2 separate regions of the Homo sapiens genome follow, and region 1 is linked to region 2. The links are chromatin contacts, found by Hi-C or POLR2A ChIA-PET in ENCODE. All regions are on one chromosome and are shown on one strand. The core of a region is the stretch at or near the end of the contact, and the rest is flanking DNA. Distances in the headings are between cores, read along the strand shown.

What was found. A loop is a pair of places that touch in the nucleus more often than their neighbours do. ChIA-PET counts read pairs that join two places held with the same protein, here RNA polymerase II (POLR2A). Pooled maps may share reads with other maps.
Region 1: a map of B cell shows a loop between it and region 2 (7-fold over the local background). The contact joins the enhancer-like site here to the promoter of PNISR in region 2. A Hi-C loop is called at or near these places in 1 of 168 maps with a recorded cell type or tissue (B cell), 13 of 37 single-sample maps with no recorded cell type and 7 of 50 pooled maps. POLR2A ChIA-PET finds 5 or more read pairs at or near these places in 3 of 52 experiments (GM12878, OCI-LY7 and activated B cell).

Annotation. Positions count from the first base shown.
Region 1 is chr6:99,481,945-99,487,084 of GRCh38, forward strand. USP45 (ubiquitin specific peptidase 45) reads right to left here. Exons shown (of 18, transcript NM_001346022.3): 8 at 809-939. Among named protein-coding and RNA genes, the nearest start is that of USP45, 31 kb to the right of the region's middle. RefSeq lists a silencer at 3,241-3,380. Within about 2 kb of position 2,992, at least 3 of the 41 ENCODE cell types and tissues checked have a DNase peak (open chromatin) inside an H3K27ac peak, as active enhancers do; they include B cell, GM12878 and OCI-LY7, where a contact is called at or near this core.
Region 2 is chr6:99,421,824-99,427,088 of GRCh38, forward strand. PNISR (PNN interacting serine and arginine rich protein) reads right to left here and starts at 3,485. Exons shown (of 12, transcript NM_032870.4): 1 at 3,392-3,485. It overlaps PNISR-AS1 (PNISR antisense RNA 1), which reads left to right and starts at 3,048. Exons shown (of 3, transcript NR_125843.1): 1 at 3,048-3,291; 2 at 3,401-3,564. RefSeq lists enhancers at 2,786-3,306, 3,127-3,596, 3,288-4,487, 3,307-3,826, 3,827-4,347 and 3 more and a silencer at 2,963-3,143.

The DNA.
Region 1 (5,140 bases), core at 1,742-4,241, 60 kb after region 2:
CATCATTTGCCAACCAAATGAAACATACACTAAGCCCTCTATTTTGGACTATATTTAAAATATCATGGCATTCATTACTAGTTTTAATTAAAATGAGATTTTAAAGTCTATAGATATACAAAAACACAAGCTCATATTCAAATAATTTTCCTTCTACATATTTTAGTAATTGTGGACTGGACTAGCTTGTGAGTTCCATGAGGACAGGGTGCATTTGTGACGCAATATATGTTGTGTACCCCTGAATTGTAGCAAGTACCTCATAAAAAGCAAGCTCTCAATTTTTTATATAAATGAATACATGAATGCATTAAAGTCAAGTCAGATCCTTTATGTGTTTATTTCCAGGCACATAAGGATTTGGTTTTTAAACATACTGTAATACCTTGAGAAATTCACTTAAACTCTATTTGCCTCACAGCTCATCTTTTAAAATAAGAAAGCTAGATTAGATGTTATCTTACGGTACTTTCTAGATTTTACAACTCTATGGTTTTCTCACTTTATGGTATTACAACATAGGCATCCAAGTCAGGACAGATCTCCATTTGATTCTCAGCTTTTCACTCAGACTAGGTGAGCCATTTAATTTCTGTGTCTCCATTTCCTTATATATGAGGATAAGCTGCTTCTTCTGAGGACTGAGATATAATTTTCATAAAGCATAGAGCTGTAACAAATTTTAGTTCTCTTCATAGTCAGGGCAATAAGAGCAAAGTTACAGTAAAAACGACTATTCATGTTAAATGATGAATACATTAGTATTTTGTAACTCATAATTATTTATATTAAATGTAGATGCACCCACTTCTGACAAAGCTGATTAAAAAGAACTTTAGGAGAAAGTGGTCCTTTTTCAGTCTCCTTCATGCTGTGAAGAAACAGGAACAAGGCTGAGGTCAGTGGTCCAGGCCTTGAAAGTTCCACCACCAATGGGTCCTTTAAAAACATGATCAACTCTATGTCAGAAATGTACAATTTAAAAATAACATATTAAAAATCTGTGAGTTACACTCTGCTTAAATAACACCAACTAAATTGCCTCAATTGTATTAAGAAACTTTATTATTTCATAAATAAAATATATAAAAATGGAAAACAGAATACCTGCCTTGAAAAACACAGGTATTTTCATATCCTCTGCCCTTTGCTTAATAAAACTATTAGATCAAATGATATCACCAATCTTTAGTTGCTTGTCACTGTCCTTTAATGCACTCTCCTATAAATAAAATCACTAATCTACTTAATGTTTGTACCACTCCACGAATAATCATACATTATTTGCTAGTAAATAATGTATGATTATTTGTGTATAATGTAGGATTATACACCTTTCTTTTCCCCAAATATTTTACTAGTAAAGTAATAATGTGGAATCATGTAACAAAATCAGCATAACATCTCCCTCTTTTAAAGGGGAGAGACATAAAGCTTGACAAAAGCAGCTAACATTGGGTGAAGGATTAACCCATTTAATTCTAGAATTTTTTTCCCCTCGAAATCTGGTTTCTAAAGTACTATCCCCACCAATAACACTTTCTCCTAAAGGACAAGGAATAGAAAGCAGATCCCAAATATAAACTTGGGACATTAAAGAATGTTATCTTCCGGCCGGGCGCGGTGGCTCACGCCTGTAATCCCAGCACTTTGGGAGGCCGAGGCGGGTGGATCATGAGGTCAGGAGATCGAGACCATCCTGGCTAACAAGGTGAAACCCTGTCTCTACTAAAAATACAAAAAATTAGCCAGGCGCGGTGGCGGGCGCCTGTAGTCCCAGCTACTCGGGAGGCTGAGGCAGGAGAATGGCGTGAACCCGGGAAGTGGAGCTTGCAGTGAGCCGAGATTGCGCCACTGCAGTCCGCAGTCCGGCCTGGGCGACAGAGCGAGACTCCGTCTCAAAAAAAAAAAAAAAAAAAGAATGTTATCTTCCAAGATAACTATTGAATATATTGTCCTATTCCTATATTCATGAAATAACTGTTACATATGTATTTTATAACAACTATCCTTAAAAATCCACTATAATCACAGAAAGGACAGGCTATAATTTTCCATAGTTTTTTTTTTTTTTTTTTTTTAAAGAGACAGGGTTGCCCAGGCTGGTCTTGAACTCCTAAGGCTCAAGCAATCCTCCCGCCTCAGCCTCCCAAGTAGCTGGGATCGCAGGCATGAGCCACCACACCCAGTCAAAATTACAGAGGACTCAAGACAGACTTTTGTGTTTTTTCTTTTTTTTTTTTTAGACGAAGTCTCACTCTGTCACCCAGGCTGGAGTGCAGTGGTGCGGTCAGCTCACTGTAACTTCAAACTCTTGGACCCAAGTGATCCTCCTGCTTCCACCTCCTGAGCAGCTGGGACTACAGATGAATGCCAGCATATCCAGTTGATTTTTAAAATTTTTGTAGAGACGGGGGTAGAGGGGGGGTCTCACTTTGTTGCCCAGGCTGGTCTTAAACTCCTGGCTTCAAGTGATCCTCCCACTCCGGCCTCCCAAAGTGCTAGGGGATTACAGGAATGAGCCATGGTGCTCGGCCTTCCATAGCTTTTGAATGTCAAAAGTGCTTTTCTGGGCTGGATGCCATGACTCACATCTGTAACCTCCACACTTTGGGAGGCCAAGGTGGAAGGATCACTTGAGCCCAGAGTGGAAGGCCCGCTTGGGCAACATAGGGAGACTCCGTCTCTGCAAAAAAAATTTAAAAATTAGCCAAGTGTAGTGGCACGTGCCTGCAGTCCGAGCTACTCAGGAGGCTGAAGTGGGAGGATCCCTTAAGCCCAGGCTGCAATGAGCCATGATGGCACCACTGCACCCCAGTGTGAGTGACAGAATGAGACTGTCTCCAAAAAAAAAAAAAAAAGTGTTTTCTCTTCTGCTGTAAACTTAAAACTGCTCTAAAAAATAAAGTCTATTTTTTTTTAAAGTGTTTTCTGCCATGTTAACTGAAAGTTACCTCAAGGGTCAAAAGTAAAATCTAAGGTAATTTTAAACTTCAAGTACCAAGTTGCACTTCCCTTTTCTCAATGAAAATATTTTTTAGACAGAATAAAAAACCTTCAGAATGAGATGAGGAAATAACCTTAGTTTTAAAAAGTACATTTAGACCTGGCGCAGTGGCTCACGCCTGTAATCCTAGCATTTTGGGAGGCCGAGGCAGGTGGATCACTTGAGGTCAGGAGTTTGAGACCAGCCTGGCTAACATGGCAAAACCCTGTCTCCACTAAAAATACAAAAAAAAAAAAAAAAAAAATTAGCTGGGTGTGGTGGCACGCATCTACAGTCCCAGCTATTCAGGAAGCTGAGGCAAGAGAACTGCTTGAACCTACGAGGCAGAGGTTGCAGTGAGCCGAGATCGTGCCACTGCATTCCAGACTGGGTGACAGAGCAAGACTCCATCTCAAAAAATAAATAAAATAAAAATAAAAAATACACTTAAACTTTGAAAACAAAAGTTTGCTGAAAACGCAAGAAGGATGAATTTCACACATAATGTTGACAGAAAGAAGCCAAATGCAAAATAATGTATATAGTAAGATTCCATTTATATGCAGTATTAAAACAGGCAAAACTAATCTATCCTGTTAGAAACCAGGTTAGTGGTTACTCATGTGGGTTAGGGAAGTAGTGAATGTGGGGGGGAGTTGAAGGGGCCTTCCAGATGCTGGTAATGTTACTTGAGCAAGGTGTTAGTTACACAAGTGTGTTAGCTGTGAAAATTCATCAAGTTATACACTCATAATATACATTTTAAAGAATATTTTCATTAAATAAAAAGTTTTCCACACACACTGTTGATATGCGCATAAATATTAAATTGAATCCAGCAGCATATAAGCATATCATAACTGGGGTTTGTAACAAGAATACAGGATAGGTTTAACACTTGAAAAAGGAATCAGTGTAATTCACCACATTAACAGAATAAAGAAGAAAAACCATATGATCATCTCAATAGATGTGGGAAAAGCATTTGACAAAATTCAACATCCATTCCGATAAAACTTTCAGAAAACTAGCAATAGAAAGGAATGTCCTCAAGCTTACAAAGAACACCTCTGAAAATCGTACCTTCGTATGTAATAATGGGAGAAGGCTGAATGTTTGTTCCCCTAATTTTGGGATTAAGGCAAGGCTGACTGCTCCCATCATCTCTATTCAACATGTTACTGGAGCTCTGAGCCAGCACAATAAGGTAAAAAAATAAAAATAAAAAAATAAACGGTATATAGACAAAAGACAAAGATAAACTGGTGATTCAAAGGGCAGTAACCAACTCAAAGAACAGTGCCACAGCTCAGGTCAACTTTATGCCCTAAAAACCTAAGATATAAGATTCAAAATTACCCTGTTAGAATGATACAAACCTAAAGTTATTAACTACAGTATCTAATTGCCATATAGTAATCCTGAAACACAGCTCTGCATGTCAAATATTTAAACTCAACATCCAATCGCATTTAACAGGAAATCACATTTAACAGGTCTTTTTAAATGACTAGGCAATAACTTCCCTTTAGTAGTTTTAAGGATCTCACTACACTTTATTTAGAATAGGGCATTGGAATCTATCATTAAATTTTTAAGGGGCTGAACAAATGTTTACAGGCTGCTTTTCGACTATATATACATATATATATGGTAAACATTTACATGTAAATATATATATAAAAAGGAGGTTATTATATATATATAACAGTATGTTATATATATAATAATACTGTCTTTCAAAGATATATATATAAAACAATACTGTCTTTCAAAAGTGCCTACTGGGAAAAACAATCTAAGATTACTAAGCATGTTTAGAGGGCTAAGCATTTTTAGAACTCTTTAATTGTTTTCAAAAGTCAGATCATGAGCTATACATATACTCTGACTTACACACTTACACACACACACAAACACACACACACAGGCTGATCAATTTCTCACTAAAATTATCCTTACTAGTATCAACACCTCCCAGCCAAAGTCCATCAGAAACACACCTATCGTTGAACTAGGTGGGTTTATTACTTGTGGCAGTGAGGGAGATCACGCAGCATGGGGAACCACAGGGTGTCCTAGTAAGAGAGTGCTGTAAAGAACCTACCCAGGATTTAGGCTCTGGTTGAATAACCTGAAGGTGGGTTTCAGGAA
Region 2 (5,265 bases), core at 2,235-4,734:
GAACTTCATCGCTTTGAGGTCCTAAAACAACTTGTTTAAATGACAATCATTTATTTATTATTGAGAAATTCTCACTCTGTCGCCCAGGCTGGAATGCAGCAGTGTGATCTCGGCTTACGGCAACCTCCACCTCCCAGGTTCAAGCAATTCTCATGCCTCAGCCTCCCGAGTAGCTGGGACTACAGGTGCATGCCACCGCGCGAGGATAATGTTTGTATTTTTTAGTAGGGATGGAGTTTCACCATGTTGCCCAGGCTATCCTCAAACTTCTGGCCTCAATGATCCATCCTCCTCAGCCTCCCAAAGTGCTGGGACTACAGGCATGAGCCACCCCGTGTGGCCAAAATGACAATCATTAATATTTACAAAAGTCACTCAGAGACTGTGACAGAGATGGATGAGAATTAAAATGTGGTATTTTAAAGTCCTTGAGCATCAACTACAAAATCAAAGAGCTACAGAAACACATCTATCATTTGATGCATAGGATGAAATATTTCTCAAATCAACCACAAAGCTGAGAAGCCAGAAAATACAACAATCCTCTTCACCCCTGACATTTCAGTCTTACATGAGTTGACTGACCTCAAAGTCAAAAAAGAATTTATTTGTTTAATTCAGATTAGGTGGAAATGGCACTGGTAAAAATTAATCTTGTAATCATTCGAAATACGGAAAACAGAAATTTTGCTACTTTATGTGACATGCATTTTAGTATATACTGAAATACTTGCAGCTTGTAGCTCAAAAGACTATTTTAAAAGTGGAGGACAAGCATGGCGGCTCATGCCTGTAAACCCAGCACTTTGGCAGGCCAAGGTGGGTTCATCACTTGAGGCCAGGAATTCGAGACCAGCCTGGCCAACATGGCGAAACCTCCACTCTACTGAAAATACAGAAATTAGCTGGGCATGGTGGCATATACCTGTAGTCCCAGCTACTTAGCAGGCTGAGGCAGGAGAATCACTTGAACCCGGGAGGCAGGGGTTGCAATGAGCCAAGATTGTGCCACCACTGCACTCCGGTCTGGGAAACAGAGTGACACTCTGTCTCAAAAAAAAAAAAAAAAAAAAAAACTGGAGAATTGGAGAGTCGGTTATAAATACCCCCCCAATAATAATTTAAAAATAAATGTAGCGAGAGCGCCCAAAATGACACCCTAGTAGCAACAAGCACACCTAGGCACGAGAACTTGGTTTTAATACCATTCTTCAATAAAAGGAATCAGAGATCTTTAAAGAAATAGCTGACTCTAGGACTGCGACAGGAAATATAAAAGATGAGTCTGGGGCATGTATACTGCCAGGAAGCAATAAAGTGCTAAAAAAAAAAAAATTGATAGGAACATGTCAAAGGAGAACAGTAGACAACTCGAAGAGCTGCCAATGGCCAAAGCTGGTACAATTTGAGCAACAAAATAAAGAAGTACTGGATTATAATATAAGTTATGTAATAAACATCCACAAGCCCATAAGGATATGATAAAATAAACTAACAAATAAATGTGAGGGAAGACACAAATCTCCCACAGAGAATTCCAAATAAATTATGTAAATATTCCACCCTAACTGAGGAAGAGCACAACTGTCCATTCAGTAAGCGTGGGCTCTGCAAAGTGACTTCCTTCCAAAGAGAACAGTATAAAAAGGGGTGGGGGAAGTAACTTTACAGTGGATAAATCTAACAAACGCTACTCCAGAAGGATGATCAAGGTCAGTAATAATGTGATAAGTCACCTTGATAGTATGTATCCTTGATAGCATGTGTTGAAAAGGGCATCTTACCTCTGTGATCTTCCCCTGATATAGTCCGTAAGGCCATTTTAATCATGAGAAAATCGTCTGGCAAATTCCAATAGCAGGGCACCCTACAATATACCTGACCATACTCCTCAAAAAATGTCAAGGTCACTGTATTAGTTTGGTATGCTTGCCATAACAAAGTACCAAAGACTGGGTGGCTTAAGCAACAGAAATTTATTTCCTCACTGTTCTGGAGGCGTATAGTGTAAGCTCTATGGGGTTGATTTCATTCTAAGGCCTCTCTCCTTGGCTTGTGGATGGTTGTCTTCTCCCTATGTCTTCACATGATCATCCCTCTGTATCCTACTCTCTTCTTATAAGGACAGCAGTTATTAATATATTGGGCTAAGGTCCACCCTAGTGACCTCATCTTCTTTAAAGACCCTCTCTCCAAATACAGTCACGTTCTGGGGTACTGAGGTTAGGACTTCAAGATACGAATTTTAGAGGGGCACAAGTCAGCCCTTAACAGTCATCAAAAACTAGTTAAGCCTGAGAAACTGTCACAGCCAAGAATATACAGCCTAAGAATATACAACAACTAAATGTAATGTGATATCCTAGCTGGCATCCTGGAACAGAAAAAGGACTTTAGGTAAAATGTGAGGAAGTAGGAATAAACTATGGACCTTAGTTAATAATTTATCATTATTGGTTCATTAGTTGCAACAAATGTACCATACTAACATCTATTAATAAGAAGATAAACTGTGTGTGTAGTGGGGACGTCGTATGTGCTCAACGTAAACAAAAACTGTTCTAAAACATAAAGTCTATTAGTAAGTTAAAAAAAAAAACTCTCAAGAACATCTTTAAAGAACTGTTTTCTCTATAAGCCCTTTGCCACTTTACAAAAAAATTCCACAAGTAAAATCTTTAGTAGTCTGGTTGCTGTTGTTTTCGCCCTGCTGCACTCAAATGAGGAATTCTAAGTTTATTTTGTTTTACTTGGGGGCAGGGGGAAGTAAAAAGATGTAAAAGATTAATGTTGAATTAAAATCTTAAGCTAGAATGTTAATTTAACAACCCACAAACAAATTTGTCTAATGCTCAATTTGTTCAGATGACGATACTATCCACCACAGGGTAAAAAACTGAAATATTGGATACTACCTTTAGCGAAGCTTAACACATAATATCCATCATTGGGTAAGAACACACGAAAAACACAAACTAAGGAACTGCGCCTGCGTAGTCAGAGCCTCAAAGGGTATAAGCTCCAGGTCGCGAGCCCCCGCCTCCTCCGCCCCCATGAACCCCCTTCCCACAAGGGGGTTCCCACTGCGCACGCGCAGTGTTTAACGGCCGGTCAGGAACCCAACAATTAGTCCCTTCTCGTCCGAGAGGAAACTCTGTGAGAAGATGGGACCGTGAGCACTCTCTTTAACAAGGACATTTCCTTTTCAGCGAAAGCAGCGCTCTGATTTACCAAGTCTGGCGGACCGCAGCGCTTTAAAGGAATGAGGTTCCAGCGGTCGCGCCAAGCAGCGTACGCAGCCTATTTTAAGTTATGCTACCTTCGCCACAGAAACCAAGAACGTTGTAATGGTCCGGCAAGTGCCCACGTATAATTGTTCTCCATCACTTACCCACTCTAGTTCGGGAACACCCTTGTCGCCGCCGTTCCGGTAACACCTCTCCAACGCTTTCGATGCTTCTACTTCTTCGGGAACAAGACAAGATGGCGCCCGATTTGTCTCACCCGGAAGTAAAGAATAATAACATCCGTTTGTCATCTGAAGCCATACCATCTCTCATCCAGGTTTGTGAACACGTGATTGTGCGGATTGACATGTTTCGGCGCCATTTTTTTTGTGGGCAAAACCATCTCTACTCTGGTCAACACCGGGCAACTGAACCATTCCTGCACGTTACTTTTTAACGTAGCTGGCGCCATTCCCGACCCATCTTTATAGTGGCCAGAAAGCCAAGAACGTAAGTGTTCTACACATAGGGCGCCTTCAAATTTTTTACTTTAGCAACGTGATCTTCCTTTAAGGGGAAGTATGTTCCCTCCTAGAAACACTCCCGCCTTGGAGAAGGGGTTGAGTTCGCAACTCCACTTACAGACTACGGAGGAACCCCAGGGTCAAACCAAACCAAACCAATTCTGGCCAGTTGCTTAGCGCAGTTCAAGTTACTTAGTGCGCTGGAAGCGGCATTTCAGGCAATCCAACTTCTGGCTCGAACCTTCTCGGAGTATTCCAAGGATGGAATACTCTCACTTGAGCGCTGCCGAGGGTGCCGCTTGAGGAAAACGTGAGTTTGTGAAGGTGAGCAGTCTGGGTCGGTAGCGAAAGCGGAGACCTTAGCTGACCCCGCAGCTGTCTTTCTCTTTGTTAACCTCAACACATCGCGCCCCCTTCCGGGAACACTTGCTCTTCTCTCCTTGGCTTAACTAGTCCCGGTTTTTCATTCTTTATCCGTGACTTTTAGGGAACCGTGGGGGGGAAGTCTGGTTTCCGTCCTGCTGCTTTCCTTCAACTACAAGATGGCTTCTCAAAAGGACGCATGCAATGCCATTCCTCAAAGACAGTATGTTGATTTCACAGTGTTTTTATATGAACAACGTTCAAGTGTCAAAAGTATCAATTTCCAGGCTAGGAGCTACAAGTTAAAAGGAAAACAAAAATGTTCCAAAGATACAGTGTTTATTAGCTACATCTTGGGAAGTGCCTTTCCAGAGAGTAACATGAAAACTTCTGCGTGACAAAGTGCACGAAGTATCTGAATTATTTCATTGGGCAATTGTCGTGCAAAAGAAATAGCAAATTACCGTAGAAACAAAATAGTAAGAGCACAGCTAGATGGATAAAGATACAGATGTGAAAATATAGATGCCCTTTGCATGAAAATTCAGTTTTCCTCAGCACTAGAGACCCAGATACTCCTGAATTAGCATTATAATAAAGTCGTCACTAGCTAACCATCTGCCTTTCCTCCAATCCACGGACGTGGTCCTCAAAATAACATTTTATCTTGTGAGAAACCTTCATTAATTACACCTAACAACACCATGACGCAGGTTCATGAGGATACTACTGAAGGCAAAAGGAAATCCCTATTTCTCTGACCCTTTCCCTAATTTCCACTTAGCACAAATAAGACTACTGGACAGTCTGATTTTAAAAAATCACTGTATGGGCCGGGCTTGGTGGCTCCCGCCTGTAATCCCAGCACTTTGGGAGGCCGAGGCGGGCAGATCACTTGAGGTCAGGAGTTCAAGACCAGCCTGGCCAACATGGTGAAACCCCGTCTCTACTAAAAATACAAAAATTACCTGGGCGTGGTGGCAGGCGCCTGTAATCCTAGCTACTAGGGGGGCTGAGGCAGGAGAATTGCTTGAACTCAGGGTCAGAGGTCGCAGTGAGCCGAGATCCCTCCACTGCACTCCAGCCTGGGCAACAGAGTGAGTCTCTGTCTCAAAAGAATAAAATAAATAAAAACCACTGTATGGAGCAAA